Regions from separate parts of the Homo sapiens genome. Here region 2 is linked to region 1. Evidence: chromatin contacts called from ENCODE Hi-C or POLR2A ChIA-PET data. All regions are on one chromosome and are shown on one strand. The core of a region is the stretch at or near the end of the contact, and the rest is flanking DNA. Distances in the headings are between cores, read along the strand shown. Region 1 holds the start of BTG3 (BTG anti-proliferation factor 3). Region 2 holds the start of TRG-GCC1-5 (tRNA-Gly (anticodon GCC) 1-5).

Evidence for each region. A loop is a pair of places that touch in the nucleus more often than their neighbours do. ChIA-PET counts read pairs that join two places held with the same protein, here RNA polymerase II (POLR2A). Pooled maps may share reads with other maps.
Region 2: a loop to region 1 is called in a map of ascending aorta, with 2.8 times the contacts of the local background. The contact joins the enhancer-like site here to the promoter of BTG3 in region 1. A Hi-C loop is called at or near these places in 3 of 168 maps with a recorded cell type or tissue (IMR-90, ascending aorta and endothelial cell of umbilical vein) and 10 of 50 pooled maps. POLR2A ChIA-PET finds 5 or more read pairs at or near these places in 2 of 52 experiments (BJ and MCF 10A).

What each region holds. Positions count from the first base shown.
Region 1 is chr21:17,610,001-17,617,637 of GRCh38, forward strand. It overlaps BTG3 (BTG anti-proliferation factor 3), which reads right to left and starts at 2,901. Exons shown (of 5, transcript NM_006806.5): 1 at 2,699-2,901. It overlaps BTG3-AS1 (BTG3 antisense RNA 1), which reads left to right and starts at 1,686. Exons shown (of 1, transcript NR_149073.1): 1 at 1,686-4,114. It also overlaps a transcript of CXADR not described here.
Region 2 is chr21:17,447,884-17,455,520 of GRCh38, forward strand. It overlaps LINC01549 (long intergenic non-protein coding RNA 1549), which reads left to right. Exons shown (of 4, transcript NR_037586.1): 4 at 988-1,302. It overlaps TRG-GCC1-5 (tRNA-Gly (anticodon GCC) 1-5), which reads right to left and starts at 6,976; the gene lies at 6,906-6,976. RefSeq lists an enhancer at 6,746-6,815 and a silencer at 6,856-7,065. Within about 2 kb of position 3,553, at least 2 of the 41 ENCODE cell types and tissues checked have a DNase peak (open chromatin) inside an H3K27ac peak, as active enhancers do; they include endothelial cell of umbilical vein, where a contact is called at or near this core.

The sequences.
Region 1 (7,637 bases), core at 1,651-4,150:
GAATGAGTACTAATATAAGCTACAACATGGGTGAACCTTGAATACATCACACTAAGGGAAAGAAGCCAGTCACAAATGACCACATATTGTACGATTCCATTGATATGAAATATCCAGAATAAGCAAATCTATATAGACAGAAGACAGATTAGTGGCCTACGGGGAAGTGGGAAACCAAGAAAAGGAGCATTGCTAATAAGTACAGGGTTACTTTTTGAGGTGATAAAAATATTTACTAAATTTCACTATAGTAATGGTTGTACAACTTTGTGAATATACTAAAACCATTGAACTGTACATTTTAAATGGGTGAATTGCATGGTATATAAATTAAATCCCAAAACTGTTCTACATAAAAAATTTCAGCATTGACTTTCCGAAAGTACTCTTTCAGGAAGAGAGATACATTTATCCACAAGTTAAGAGACACAAAAACTAGTGGATCTATCAGGACATATTTAAGAAATGGAAATTCAGGTCACCCGCAGAAAAACAAACTAAAAGAAATAATCAGAGATTTAGCTACATTTTGGATTGCCTCAAAGGACTTTAAAAATGGTATATCTGATTTATCATTGATTAATCCTTAAGGGCAAACCCTTGTCCTAAGATTGTTTTGATGTATGTTGTCTCTACTCAGTGAGCTCATTCATCTGGCTGCTGTAACCTGGAGTTATTAAGATGCTGCCTTTAGTAAGCAACATCACCTTTTTGGGAGCCAATTACGTATTAAAAACATACAGCCTCTGCTATGTTTAGCATAAAAACAACTAACCTAGCAGTAGTTTGTGTTCCCACATTTCCAAAAAAATAAAGCTGATTGTTAGCTTTCTTTTCTCAAACTGCTCTTTCAGTCTCTCTTCAGAATATGACTCCTTTATTCCAAGTGCAAATTCAAACAAGGAACCTCACTGTGAAATAAATTCTACACAGTTATCTGAGAGGTGTGCTGGCAGCCGCAGATAGCCTGATGGAGGGGAAGGCACACAAATCTTCCTCCCAGAACCCTAGAATGAGAAATTCACCTTCTACAGCCAGCTAGCAGGCACCGGGCATGGGTCCACACACGAGTGTACACGTATACATAACCCCAGCCCACCACGACTGCTGTGCAGCCTCCTCCTGAAAAATGTAAGCCATTTCCACTTTGTAAAGCTACGTTTATATTCCACCACGATACGATGGAAAAGAAAACCCAAGGCAATTTAATATACGGGTTGGGAAGAAAGTTTTGCTGATGGAACTACATTAGCCTCCACTCCAGCAAAGCAAACAAGGAACCACACTAAAGAAATGTACTGAATCTTTTAACTAGATCTTTCTCCTCATTCATTACATTTGCCAACTATGTGCCACATATCTGAGTTCTGGATTTGTTTCTGTTTGCTCTGCTTCATATAAAAAAATAGAAAAGAAGGAAAGAACCACTTAGTGGTTGCTTTTGGTTGTAACACAAGATGACTCATTTGGACTTTTGTTTTCCCCGTTTGAAGAAATGATAGCTCGAACAGCTGAAAAATAAGCCCACTCCCACCAGTATTCTAGGAGTACCAAAAGGTGAAAGAGGGAGAGTTACAGTCAGGGCAAGAACCACCAGAGGCAAGCAGGGCCAAGAAGACCTCAGGCGTCTTGAGTAAGTAGGCGTCCTCCACCCACACTCAGAGCAAAAGGCTCCCATTTTAAATATCGCACGGTGACGTCATCCTGGGACCTCGTCACCGCGGCGGCTGCTCCTCAAGTTCTACTTTGTTCCACAAGGCTCCTCTGCTCACGGCTGCGTGGATAAAACCCAAAGGGAATCCAGAATCAAGCTCGGCCTCGCAGGAGTTTATAACTTTTGTACTTTTCCCTCCCTTGTAACGAAAAGCTAATCGCAAACGTTTCTAGGAACACATTTTTCTCCTGATAGACGTTCCCAAGGTGGAGGGCGCGAGAAGACTGGCCCGTGGGGTGAGGAGCCCCGGCCCGACCTCAGCGGCGCCACAAAGCCATGAAGAGGGGAAATAATTTTCCAAGGGGCTAAGAGTTGGACTTTCTGAAGCCATCGAAACCTGCTGCTAGGCTCTCCCGCTGGGGTTTTGAGAGAGGTAGGTGAGGAGGGATCAAACATCTCCACCCGCTCTTGAAAGAACCGCCTTGAGCTGCGCCCAACTTCTGCAATCCCGGTTTTCCCCAAGTTCAAGGGGAAGGGCCCTGGCGCCCAATGCCCAGCCTCCCCGACAACATCCTCGCCAGGGTGCGCCTGCCCCGCGGGTCCGCTGTCCCCGGCGGGCGGCCCTGGGTTCGAGGACCCGGCTTCCCGGAGGCGCGACTCTCCAGCAAACAAGCGGAGCTCCAGAAAAAACACCGACGCGAAGGGGGTGGACAGAGGGTGGGAAGCCGCGGGGTTGTCGCCCACCCGGAGGCGGAATGTAACGCGCTGTGGGAAACGTGGCAGGAGCCCTGAGGCGGCGTCTTTTTCCTCAGGCGCCCGCCGAGGGTCCCGCGGAAAGCCTCGCGGGCCGCCCTCGCGGCCCGCAGCCCCGCTCTGGCGCCGAGCCGGAGCCCATGCAACCTGGTTCCATCCCCTGCCCCTCCCCTGTCCCCGGTGCGCCGCCCGCCAGCGAGCCTTCGACGTGGCCGCAGGGGCGACGGGACCACCCTCCCCCGATACCCACAGCCCCGCCATGTCTGCCTTTCCCCGGCCCGGTCTCCTCACCGCCGCTGCCGCCGCCGCTCTTCGGCCGGAGATTCGGCGGCCCAGACCGTGTCCTGGCCGGGAACTGAGGGCTCCGCCTCAACGGGCCCGCGCTGGGCAACAGGGAGCGCAGCGAGCCTCGTCCGGCGCGTGCGGCTCCCGCGTCGTCGGGCGGCCAAGCGCGCGTTGAGAGGACTGGCGGGCGGACGAGCGCGCACACGAGTGAGCGCAGCCCCAAAGCGGCGCGCAGGGGGCTCGCGGCCCGGAAGAGGGGAGGGGCGATGACCCGGGAAAGGGTTGGCGCGCGCGGGATCGGCTCGCGCGCCTGAGGGGCGGTGCCGGGGGCGGGGCTTCGCCGCGAGGCCACCCCCGAGCCCCGGGCCTAGCCGCACGGGAGGCGACACACCCTCGCCCTACCCTGAGCCTGGCGCAGACCCTCGACCGCGACGGCGCGGTCCGCAGAACCGCGGGCTTCCCTCCCCGGCAAAAAGCGGCGCTGAAGGCCTGTGGGACCCCCGCCCGGCCGCCCTACGTGCGTCAGCGCCTTCGGGGGTCGCGCGGGCTTGGTCCTTTCGGCTGTCTCGGCCTTTTTGTTTCCCCCTCAGGTCTCTCCACGCTGCACTTGACACCCTCAGGGCGGAATGGCGAGTTCTAGACCCAGCTCTCTAGACCCGGGGCTTCATGGGGGACACGGACTCGACGGGAAGGGGAACTTGGCATTTATGGACAGATCCTCATCCTTCTTGCTGTAGTCAATTACACGCACGTTAACCGTGCAGCCGCCCTGCTGTATTTTAGGCGGTTGTTGGCACTCCTAGTTGGGCCCTTCCCTGGCCCCTCACAGCAGGGCCTGCCTCCTGTGGACGCTTGTGTGCTGCCCTGGCACCGGCCACTGTGTTTTGCATAAAGGAGAGGCTCCAAAGATGTTGGCCAAAGGAATGAAGCCTTGAGAGTCCAGGCTTTCTATTTCTGAGACACTCTACTCAAGGACTTCCCAGATGCAAAGCTTCATCTTTGAGCAAATACAAATATGGAGAGGGAACATTAACTTTCTGAAGAAAAGAAGGAACATCTTTTCAACCTTTTATATTGAGTTAACACCATGGTCTTAGTTTTGTGAAAGCACTTTAATACATCCAACTAGCGGGAGGAATACAAGATATTCCTACCTTTTTATTATTATTATTAAAAGAGGGCTAAACCATGTTGTAAACTACTTAAGAACTGAATGTTCAAGTTGTACAGTATATTGGCCAGATTCCTTACTGCCCACTAGGCTTGGGAGCATGTTTTCAGCTCAGTTTTATGAATGTTTTAAATTTGTATTACTGATCTTTGTTATAGCCAATTAGCAATTCAAAATGGTAATTTTTTTAGCAGTAATAAATATACCATCCCCCAAACAGTACAATAAACTTTATTTGTAAAAAAAAAAAATTATACTCTTCTAGGACTTAGTCTACTTACTGGTACATTTAAAGAGGATATTTACACCTTGGAGTCTTCTAGGAGGTGTGAAGGTGTTTTTATTTTAAAATCATAACAATCTGATGAGGTTATTTTTACAGATAAAGGCCTTTAATTCTGCAGTTTCATAAAATAGCTAGGTAACCACCCACATTACTCAAAATTTGTCCAGAAATTTCTATAGTTTAGGATTAGTATTTTGTGTAGTATTTATAAATCTGTGGTCCACATTTTCCAGTCTTAGAGCAGTACCATATTCAAAAAATACAGGCAAGAACCTGAAACCCAATTTCAAAATGACTTTTAAAAAATTCTCAGGCTGGGCACTGTAGCTCATGCCTGTAATCCAGTACTTTGGGAGGTCAAGGAGAGAGGATCATTTGACTCCAGGAGTTCAAGACCAACCTGGCCAACATCATGAAACCCAATCTCTACAAAAAATACACAAATTAGCCAGGTGTGGTTGCATGCAGCTGTAGTCTCAGATACTCTGAAGGCTGGGGTGAGAGGATCACCTGAGCCCAGGAAATTGAGGCTGCAGTGAGCTATGATAACATCATGGCACTCCAGCCTGGGTGACAGAGCAAGACTCTGTCTAAAAAAAGAAAAAAAAATTCTCATAGCTGAACACTGTGAAATAGACACATAGCAAACAATGTCTCTTAAACACTTTTTCTCTCATCCACTTCCCTTGCACACACAGTATTTGTTTTTATGTCTCTTTCAAAACTTGCCCTACTCTTGTGTGCTTCAGATGCTTTGCCCCAGCTCTCTTTCCTTGTGAGTTGGAATCACAAAATCACAAATGAATTGGTATGGCAAGGCAGAGCCCTCCTCTTTATGGGACTGAAAGAGGAGAGCTGCTATAAACTAAATGTTTGTGTCCCTCGCAATATTCGTATGTTGGAGACTAAATCCCCAATGTGATGGTATTTGGAGGTGGGGCCTTTGGGAGACACTTAGGTCATGAGGGTGGAACCTTCATGAATGGAATTAGTGCCCTTGTAAGTGGAAACATGAGAGAGATGATCACTCTGTCTGCTCTCTTGCCAAGTGAGGATATAGGGAGAAGACAGCAAACCAGAAAGCATACCTTCACCAGACACTGGATCTGCTGGTACCTTGATCTTTAACTTCCCTACCTCCAAACTGTGAGAAATTTCTGTTGTTTAAGCCACACAGTCTATAGTATTCTGTTATAGCATCCTGGAATAAGACAGGAGCAGAGCTGATGTAAATAATTACAGTAGTTCCCCCTTATCCACGGTAGGATATGTTCCAGGATCCCCAGTGGATGTCTGAAACTGCACATGGTACCAAACCCTATGTATAATTTATAAATTAGGAACAGTAAGAGATTAACAATAATTATAATAACAGAACAATTATTATAGTACACTGTAATAAAAGTTATGTGAATGTATGCTCGCTCTCTCTCAAAATATCTTATTGTACTGTACCACTGGTAACTAAAACTGGTGAAAATGAAACCAGGGATAAGAGGGAACTACTATACTCATTAATATGTATTTCCATTTCACAGCTAACTTTAAGATATTCACTTCTATTGTGTGTTAATGGTGTAGTTTGCTTTTAGCACAAGTGGTTTCTTATGAAAATGAGCCACTCTAATATGTCTAGGGCTTTATAATCACAGGAATCATCACACACATCCTGTGGTTGTGTCTCAGAGTTGCAGAGAATGCAACTTAGAATCAACAAAATCTGTGAAATAGCTTTCAAAATTAGGACTTATTTTCACTAAATATGTGAGTCTTTAAAATCCTTTGAACTCAAGAGTTCAGCATTAAAAGCAAAACAGTCGGCGGGTCGTGGTGGCTCACGCCTGTAATCCCAGAACTTTGGGAGGCTGAGGCAGGTGGATCACCTGAGGTCAGGAGTTTGAGACCAGCCTGGCCAACATGGTGAAACCCCATCTCTACTAAAAATACAAAAATTAGCCAGGTGTGGTGGCATGCTCCTGTAATCCCAGCTGCTCAGGAGGCTGAGGCAGGAGAATGGCTTGAACCTGGGAGGTGGAGGTTGCAGTGAACTGAGATCATCGTGCTCTGCACTCCAGCCTGAGCAACAGAGCAAGACACTATCTAAAAAAGAAAAGAAGGAAAAAAAAACAGTCTTGGGTACCATCTTCTCAATTCACTTGTCAAGTTTGAATCTGAATACAAAAGTCTTTTTTTTTTTTTTTTTTGAGACAGAGTCTTTCTCTGTTGCCCAGGCTGGAGTGCAGTGGTGCAATCTCGGCTCACTGCAAGCTCCGCCTGCCAGGTTCACGCCATTCTCCTGCCTCAGCCTCCTGAGTAGCTGGGACTACAGGTGCCCACCACCATGCACGGCTAATTTTTTGTGTTTTTAGTAGAGACAAGGTTTCACTGTGTTACCTAGGATGGTCTCGATCTCCTGACCTCATGATCTGCCAAAACAGTCACTTTTATAATGGACATGGAGGATTTTGTGTTATGTTAGTTGCATTAGCTATGTAGAGAAACTGGTATGTAACATAGAGGATGTTACGTTACATAGCATATGTTACATTATGCTATGTAACATCAAGGAAAAGTGTGTGCAGCCTTCTGGGGCCTTTGGAGGTCCAGCAAGTAAGATCTGAGACTATAATTTTAAGAACACTTCAACACATTTCTTCAAAAATTTCCAGAACTTAGCCATGTAACTAAATTAAAAAAGACTAAATCTACTTCTCTTGCATTAGCTTCTTAAATATCCATAAAGCAGCAGTGATTAAAGTATAAGCATAAAGAAAATTTGCAATCTTCATTATTTTCTCCGTTACATCATGCCATAAAACTGACTTCCAAAAGTCAAAACACAAACTCTCTTGATGAATGAGGCAATGGAAACTGGGCACACCAACCTCCTATTTTGAGTTGCATTAACTGTGGAAACTTTCCTCCCTACCTCAAAGAGGCCTCAAACTTGGCTCATCTTTTTCAGAAGAAAATGCTTTGATCAAACTTTTCATATTATTGTTTGGTAATTGGTTAGGATTTATGTGAACTAGGTTAGGGTGATGTATAAGTTATGACACTCAAGTGGGCCAGACACTCTATGCTTAGGTAGAACTTCATATTGGAAATCCCTGGAGTAAAATTTCCCAGCTTGGCAGGAGAGGTGCCATTATTGTTGTTGTTGTTGTTGTTGTTTGGCAATACTCTCCTATTCTCCATGCCAGCAGAGAAACTGACTTTTATTAGTGAGTAATGCATAAACTCCTATCTTTATTTTAGTATATGTGCTGCCGAAGCGAGCACAACTCCTATCTTTATTTTAGTGCAACAAAATTAAGAATATAATAAGAATATAGGTATTCCGGCATACCTCGGAGATATTGCGAGTTCAGTTCCAAACCACCACAATTAAGTGAATATTGCAATAATGCAAGTCACACACTTTTTGATTTCCTGTGCCTATTAAAGTTATGTTTACACTATTTGTAGTCTATTAAGTGTGCAGTAGC
Region 2 (7,637 bases), core at 2,303-4,802, 160 kb before region 1:
TGTATATTTGCTTTGTTTGCTTTTATTTTTAAACTAGGAAGAAATACTGGATTTGTCAAAGTCCTTTGAGATACCAGTCTACTGATCCATACTAAATTTGAATTATCTTCTTTTTAAACACTTAAATAAACTTAGACATGTTTATGGGCTGTTCATTCTATTGTACTGATCTACAAGTCATTTCTAACACCAATAAAGTGCAGGTCTATTTATTGAACATTTTAACATATTATAATAGCTAGAAATTTCAGTCCTTCTATTTTTTTTTTTTTTTTTTTTTTTTTTTTGAGTCGGAGTCTCGCTCTGTTGCCCAGGCTGGAGTGCAGTGGCACTATCTTGGCTCACTGCAAGCTCCACCTCCCAGGTTCACGCCATTCTCCTGCCTCAGCCTCCCGAGTAGCTGGGACTACAGGTGCCCGCTGCCATGCCTGGCTAATTTTTGTATTTTTTTTTTAGTAGACACGGGGTTTCACCTTTTTAGCCAGGATGGTCTTGATCTCCTGACCTCGTAATCTGCCCACCTCAGCCTCCCAAAGTGCCGGGATTACAGGCATGAACCACAGTGCCCGGCGTCCTTCTATTTTTCTAATCTTTAAGGTTTTCTAGGTAGGGCATGGTGGCTGTAATCCCAGCACTTTGGGAGGCCAAGGTGGAAGAATCGCTTGAGCTCAGGAGTTTGGGACCACCCTGAGCAACATAGTGAGACCCCATCTCATAAAAAATAAAGATAAAATAAAATAATAAAATTAATTAATTTGAAAAATATTTTCTTGCTTCATGTGTCTTAATATTCTAACCATTATTATATTACTATCATGTAGACAGGCAAAATTAATAAGATAGTTAGAAAATAATACAAAATAATTTGGGGCACTTTTATTTAAAAATTAAAATGCATCCAGTACCATAAATTCCAGGAGAGGCAGAAATCAATATGAGCTTAATGAGTGATGAAAATTACCACAGATTTATTTTTTGCAGATACAGAAGATGAGAGAGAGAAAAAGAGAGAAATTACAGAGTGACGGAGAAGGCAGACATCATGCAACATGCTCAAGGGCTATTCATTTTAAGCTGAAACATACATGTGTAGAAAGCATCCTTGTACTTATAATCCCAATGACTATGAAGAAAAATAATTTAGCCAAATAGTTCCTAGAACAGGAAAAATAAGGAATTATATTTTGAGATAAGAAGTTAAGCTCTAGTATAACAATGATATGGGTCAAAGAAAAATGAAAACAAATTTTAAAAACGTTGCAACATGAATAAAAGTTTCACCAAATCGGGAGTCTATTATAAGCATGTTTTGAGTTATTTTCTTTCCCAAAGACTTCATTTTTGTTTCAATTTATTTCAGTAGTATACACTTCTGAAAATATTTAACTAATGTCGTACTGGTTCTCGTAAAAGGTGAGGTGGAGCAATTCCATTAAGCTATAGTGAGGTGAAGAGAGAATATCTGGTGAATGAATTTGAAATAAGCTCCTTCGCGATATGCCCCTTCCATAACCTCTGTATCCTTGTCATCCCAAACTGCCCACATTTCGCTGAACTCCTTGCACTTCTCAGAGGACATCTTACCTGTCAACCCACGGTATCAGTTGGCTGGGGGAGGTCCCCAAATACTGGTGAGACCCTGACCCCTGCTAATGTCCAGGCACCTGACACCGATATAGAAGGAATCCAAAGACGACGAGTCAGAAAACAGTGACTGTATGAAGATTTACTGCAAAGTGAATCTCCACGGAAGTGCAGTTCAGGCCTACTCAAGAGAGAGACACTCCCAGAGGGGCTTGGGGCTGCTATCTTTATGGGTTTCTTTAGCCAAAGGGTGAAATATTCATGAAGATTTCTGGAAAAAAGGTGAAGATTTCTTGGAACTGTGGTGCCACCCATTTTTACACCAAATATGGGTGTTCCCAGAAGTGTCATGGCATTGGTGGGTATGTAATTTAGTATGTTAATGAATGTACAGTGAAGTCCTCATGAGACCTAGGTGAAATCCAGCACCATGTTGGGTCCAGTCAGCCTCAGCCAGCTTGGTCTACACCCTGGTTTGCAAAGTATCAGCCCCTAGTTTATGCAGCTATTTCAACAGTTTCCTTTTTGCTAGTCATGTGAAACTGCTGCCTAGAATTTTCTATTCTCCTACCACCACCCTGTATTATTCCTGTCTCACTACCCTTCAACTTCCACCCCCTTTTCCTCTAGATACTTGTATAGTACTCTTCAGACATAGGAGTGTGGAAATCGTCCCCTGCGTCCCAGTCTGAGACAGGTAGTTCTTTTTTTTGCCATCGCATCTCATGCACGCCTCTCTGAATCACTGGTTTTCTTGACTGTCTCCCTCAGCAGAGACACCACGGAAGGCATCTTAATTGTACATTCAGCATTTAGCATATGGAAGCATTAAAGATGTTATGCAAAAAACATAAGCTTCTTTTTTAACTTCTTAAGAAATGTGGGCTCAAGCTCTGCTCCCTACTGTATTTATTTTTCTTAATACCCTTGTGGTTAAAATGTCACATAACGATGTCACATAATCTCACTAATATCATATGTTATGGGTATGATATTAATAGTCATATTCAAACTGTTAATGAATCACATCAAGAAAGCCCGTCTCCTTTAGTGTCTTATAAAAATTATAGAGGAAAAACAGTGCAAGTCAGTAAGTATAATATTAAGGGGCCGGGTGTGGTGGCTCACGCCTATAATCCCAGCACTTTGGAAGGCCGAGGCCAGCGAATCATGTGAGGTTAAGAGTTCGAGACCAGCCTAACATACTGAAACCCCATCTCTATTAAAAATACAAAAATCAGCCAGGCGTAGTGGCGGGCGCCTGTAATCCCAGCTACTCAGGAGGATGAGGAGGAGAATCGCTTGAACCCGGGAGGCAGAGGTTGCAGAGGTTGCAGTGAGCTGAGATCGCGCCATTGCACTCCAGCCCGTCTGACAGAGCAAGAATATGTAAAAAAAAAAAAAAAAAAAAAAAAAGAATAAGGGAATCAACCGGGCTCAGTGGCTCATGACTGAAATCCCAATACTTTGGGAGGCTGAGGCAGGAGGATCACTTGAGCCCAGAAGTTTGATCCCAATCTGGGCAACACAGGGAGATCCCCGTCTCTACAAAAATTTTTTTAAAAAAAGAGAATAAGGGAATCATAAAGTTGGAAAGGTAGGTGAAAATCATTCTTCCTGTGGTTCCTAACTCTGGCTGAGCTTTTAATAAAATGCCAACAACGCCCAGGTCTTATGCTAAGAAAATTTGATTACACTTGTCTTATGTGGTGAAGGAGTAGCTGTGTATGTGCGGGTGTGTGCATGTGTGCGCGTGTGTGTGCGTGTGTGCATGTGTGTAGAGACAGGGGCTCATTATGTTGCTCAGGCTGGTGTCAAACTCCTGAGCTCAAGCAATCCACCTGCCTCAGCCTCCCACGGTGCTGGGATTACAGGCATAAGCCAGCAGGCCCGGGTAAGCAGTATTTTTTTAAAGTTCCCCAAATACTTCTAATATGCACCCAGAATTGAGGACACCCCATCTAATCCTACTCCATGTTGCCTAATCATTTTCCTGATGAGGCAACATGAGAGGTGACGTCACTTAGGAGAGTGAGTAAGGGACACACTAAAAATAACTAAAGTTACTCATCAGATCATAGATTCATTATGGAAGGAATGATCAGAAAATCAAGAGATTGGGAAGAATTGGCTTGTTTAGATGACCAGTACGGGTGAGATTAACTAGATGGAAAGTAAAGCAACCGCAAGCTGTATGTGGTGGCACTTCAAATAGGAGTAGTGGGAACTAACATGAAAAGAAAAAAATGATTACAGTTGGCAGGCAAAGGAGGGATCTGTGCAGGAAATAACTTGGCTGAATAAATAGAATGAGCTAAGACTAGATTATCCAAACACGAGATTCATTTCTAAATCAGACAGAGCTGAACTTAACAACAACTCTATCTACTTGTAGTTTCCTCTGTATAAATTTTACACTGCTAGTGAGCATGGATTTACAGTTATCTGCAAATCTTACTCCTGAAAAATGAGAATATAGACAGCTCCCTGATTTGGAGGAACTGAGAATGGAAATTACATTGTTGCATGAGGTCAAATATTTCTCAGGTTTATCTTACACATTTAGAATATTAAAAAAAATAAATTGGGGATAGCAATGAGGGAGATCAATGCAGGAGGTCAACCGATATTTATTGGCAGAAGAGCAAGGGAAAAAATGTGATGGTGTTTTGTTTTCCATCAACAGCTCCAATCTCTTCATCCTCCCTCCAAGCCAACTCTATTCCCAGATGGTCTTTAAATTCTAATATTTAAAGAAATATAGTCTTTCCAGGAGCAGTAGCTCGCGCCTGTAGGAAGGTTGCTTGAGGCCAGGAGTTTGAAACCAGCCTAGGCAACATGGTGAGACTCAAATCTTTTTTTTTTTTCTGAGACAGAGTCTCCCTCTGTCACCCATGCTGGAGTGCAGGGGTGCGATCACGGCTGACTATAACCTCCGTCTCCTGGGTTCAAGCGATTCTCCTGCCTCAGCTTCCCGAGTAGCTAGAATTACAGGCGTACGCCGCCACACCTAGCTAATTTTTATATTTTTAATAGAGACGGGGTTTCACCATGTTGGTGAGGCTGGTCTGGAACTCCTGACCTCAGGTGATCTGCCGGCCTCGGCCTCTGAAAGTGCTGGGATTACAGGCATAAGCCACCACTCCCGAACAAGACTGAAATCTAAAATAATTTTAAAAATAAATAAATAAATAAATAAAAATGTTACAGCTCAGCTCTTTTAGAATTTGTCTAACAGATTGCTTAGTCTTCACCAGGGCACCCCCTACCCCCACCACCCCACCAAAAAATGTTTTATCCAGGATAAAACTGCTTGCCTTATTATTTTCTTAATTTCATGCTGTAATCGTGTATACAGTTTCCCAACTTTTTTAGCATTAATCTTTCAAAATACAATTATCTCAGTTTGTGACCCTGATCATATGTCAAGTAATATAATTTTGTGACTCATACTTTCGGAATATTTTGTCTTAGCTTCCTGATTTTTATACACACATATACAAAGAAATCTCCATTTTTCTTTTCTTTATTCTTCTTTTATTTATTTATTTACGTATTTTTGAAGATGGGGTCTCACTGTGTTGCCCAGACTGGGTGTGGCTGGAATGGTGTGAGACTTAGAAATTACTGTAGATGTTGTTCATCCAAGTTGTCATAATGAAAATTGTGAGACATTCAAATCACTCTTTTTTATGTTATGAACCATGTGCTTCACAAACCCAGATCTCAAAGCTGTGTAGTAATCCTACTGTAGATTCAATCTAAATGTCAGCCTATGCAAATACAGACTATTTGATATAGAAATATTCCCACCCAAATATTACTTCCCAATAATTGTAATAGTAAGCCCATACAAAAATAAAGCATCAAAGACTTTTTAGCTGCCTAGCTACCATCCACTCTCTTTTCTATAGGTTTTCAAAAGTCTAATGGTTCCAACTTCTAATGGACTCAGCATTCGTCAGGGAAACTAGCTCCCAATACTCCTTGACCCTTGCACCGTAATTCATAATGCTTCCATTTTTTTGCTAAAAGAATCATCAATGGCTCTTGAATTTTTTTTTTTTTTTTTTTTTTTTTTTTTTTTTTTTTTGCACATATCCATCCACAAATGTCCCTGTTCCATTCTCCCCACGGGTACAGTGATATCTAATAATGAGTTACAAATTTTTTTTGTTTCCTCTTTAATAAATTTAGTACTGGTGTGGCTCTGAATAATTACTAAACAGCCAATTTTACGTCTTTAAAGTATGTGTATCCAGGCCGGGCGCGGTGGCTCACTCCTGTAATCCCAGCACTTTGGGAGGCCGAGGTGGGCGGATCATAAGGTCAGGAGATCGAGACCATCCTGGCTAACACAGTGAAACCTCGTTTCTACTAAAAATACAAAAAATCAGCTGGGCGTGGTGGCGGGCGCCTGTAGTCCCAGCTACTCGGGAGGCTGAGGCAGGAGAATGGTGTGAACCCGGGAGGCGGAGCTTGCAGTGAGCCGAGATCGCGCCACTGCACTCCAGCCTGGGCGACAGAGAGAGACCTCGTCTCAAAAAAAAAAAAAAAAAAAAAAAAATTGCGTCCACCTCTTCCTTATATGAACCGTTGTGAAGACTAGGGATAAAGTAAGTGAAGAGCCCGGATCTATCTGAAACACTCTTATCAATTGTTAGCTGTTATTTTTACTGTTTTCCCCTATATTCTTTTATATGTTTAGTGTCTTACAGGAAGAGGTTAAAAAGTGCAGGGGTGGGGGCAATAGGGGACAGGGAGAATATAATAAAGGATTAAGTAATTAAATAGAAGATAGGAAAGGGTGCTCCAAAAGCAAGTGTCCGTTCCAGAACTTGCTTCCTAGTAAAGCAAGGTCCTCAGGCCATCTTCTCTGAACCTTGATTCCACTGTATTTTCAGTGTGCGAACAGTGATTTAAATCAGTCCATTTTAGCTGTCAAACTCATACCGTTTGAGAAGATTCATAACCCCAGAGAGAGCGCTTACGAAGGAGGGATTAACATGGCAAACACATGCGCAAACTCCAGATGGCTGAGCTGAGACATGTTTGGGGGAAAGTCTCTCTCCTGACTGTGGAGGAAATGCTATATGGGAGGAAAACTAGTGTCTTTTGTGATAAAGGATGGTCAGTTAGTCACTGGGTCACAAAGCCTGTTCTACAAATCATTCAATTTAAGAAGCATTTGGGACCCCTCGAAAGTTTTTTTGTTTGTTTTTGAGACGAAGTTTCTCTCACTGTTGCTGTGGCTGGAATACAACGGTGCAGTCTCGGCTTACCGCAACCTCCCGCGCACGGTCCAAAACACATTTTCGTGCTGCATGGGCCGGGAATCGAACCCGGGCCTCCCGCGTGGCAGGCGAGAATTCTACCACTGAACCACCCATGCACCGATAGAAGAGTTGGGGAAAAGCAGTAACATGATTGGAACGCGACTGGAAGGTGTTCTTTGTTGCAAGAGACTAGATAATGGAGAAGGAAGATGATAATATTTTGGTCACTTGGCTGGGCATGGTGGCTCATGCCTGTAATCTCAGCACTTTGGGAGGCCGAGTGGGGAGGATTGCTTGAGCCCAGGAGTTCGAGACCAGCCTGGGCAACACAGGGAGACTCTTGTCTCTAAAAAAAAAAACTAAAAAAAAAGAAAATGAGCCGGGCATGGTGGCACGTGCCTGTAGTCCCAGCTACTCAGGAGCCTGAGGAGGGAGGATTGCTTGAGCCTGGGAGGTCAAGGCTGCAGCGAGCTGTGGTCATGCCACTTGCAATCCAGCCTAGGTGACAGAGTGAGACACTGCCTCAACAGCAACAAAAAAGTTGGTCACTTGAAGTATTGCTACTTATTGATTCATGATACAATTAAATGTTGCCTCTCCAGATTGTTTGGGGGAATTGGGGGGTTTTTTGAGAATAAAGTGCTCCAGATAGCCGTGTGAGTGCCTCTTGAATAAACACCAGTTTTTTTAAAAATTGAATTCATTTATATAAAAATATAAATTGCATTAAATGCTATTTATATTAAATGCTTTCCTGCCATCTTAAGCAGAATGCGC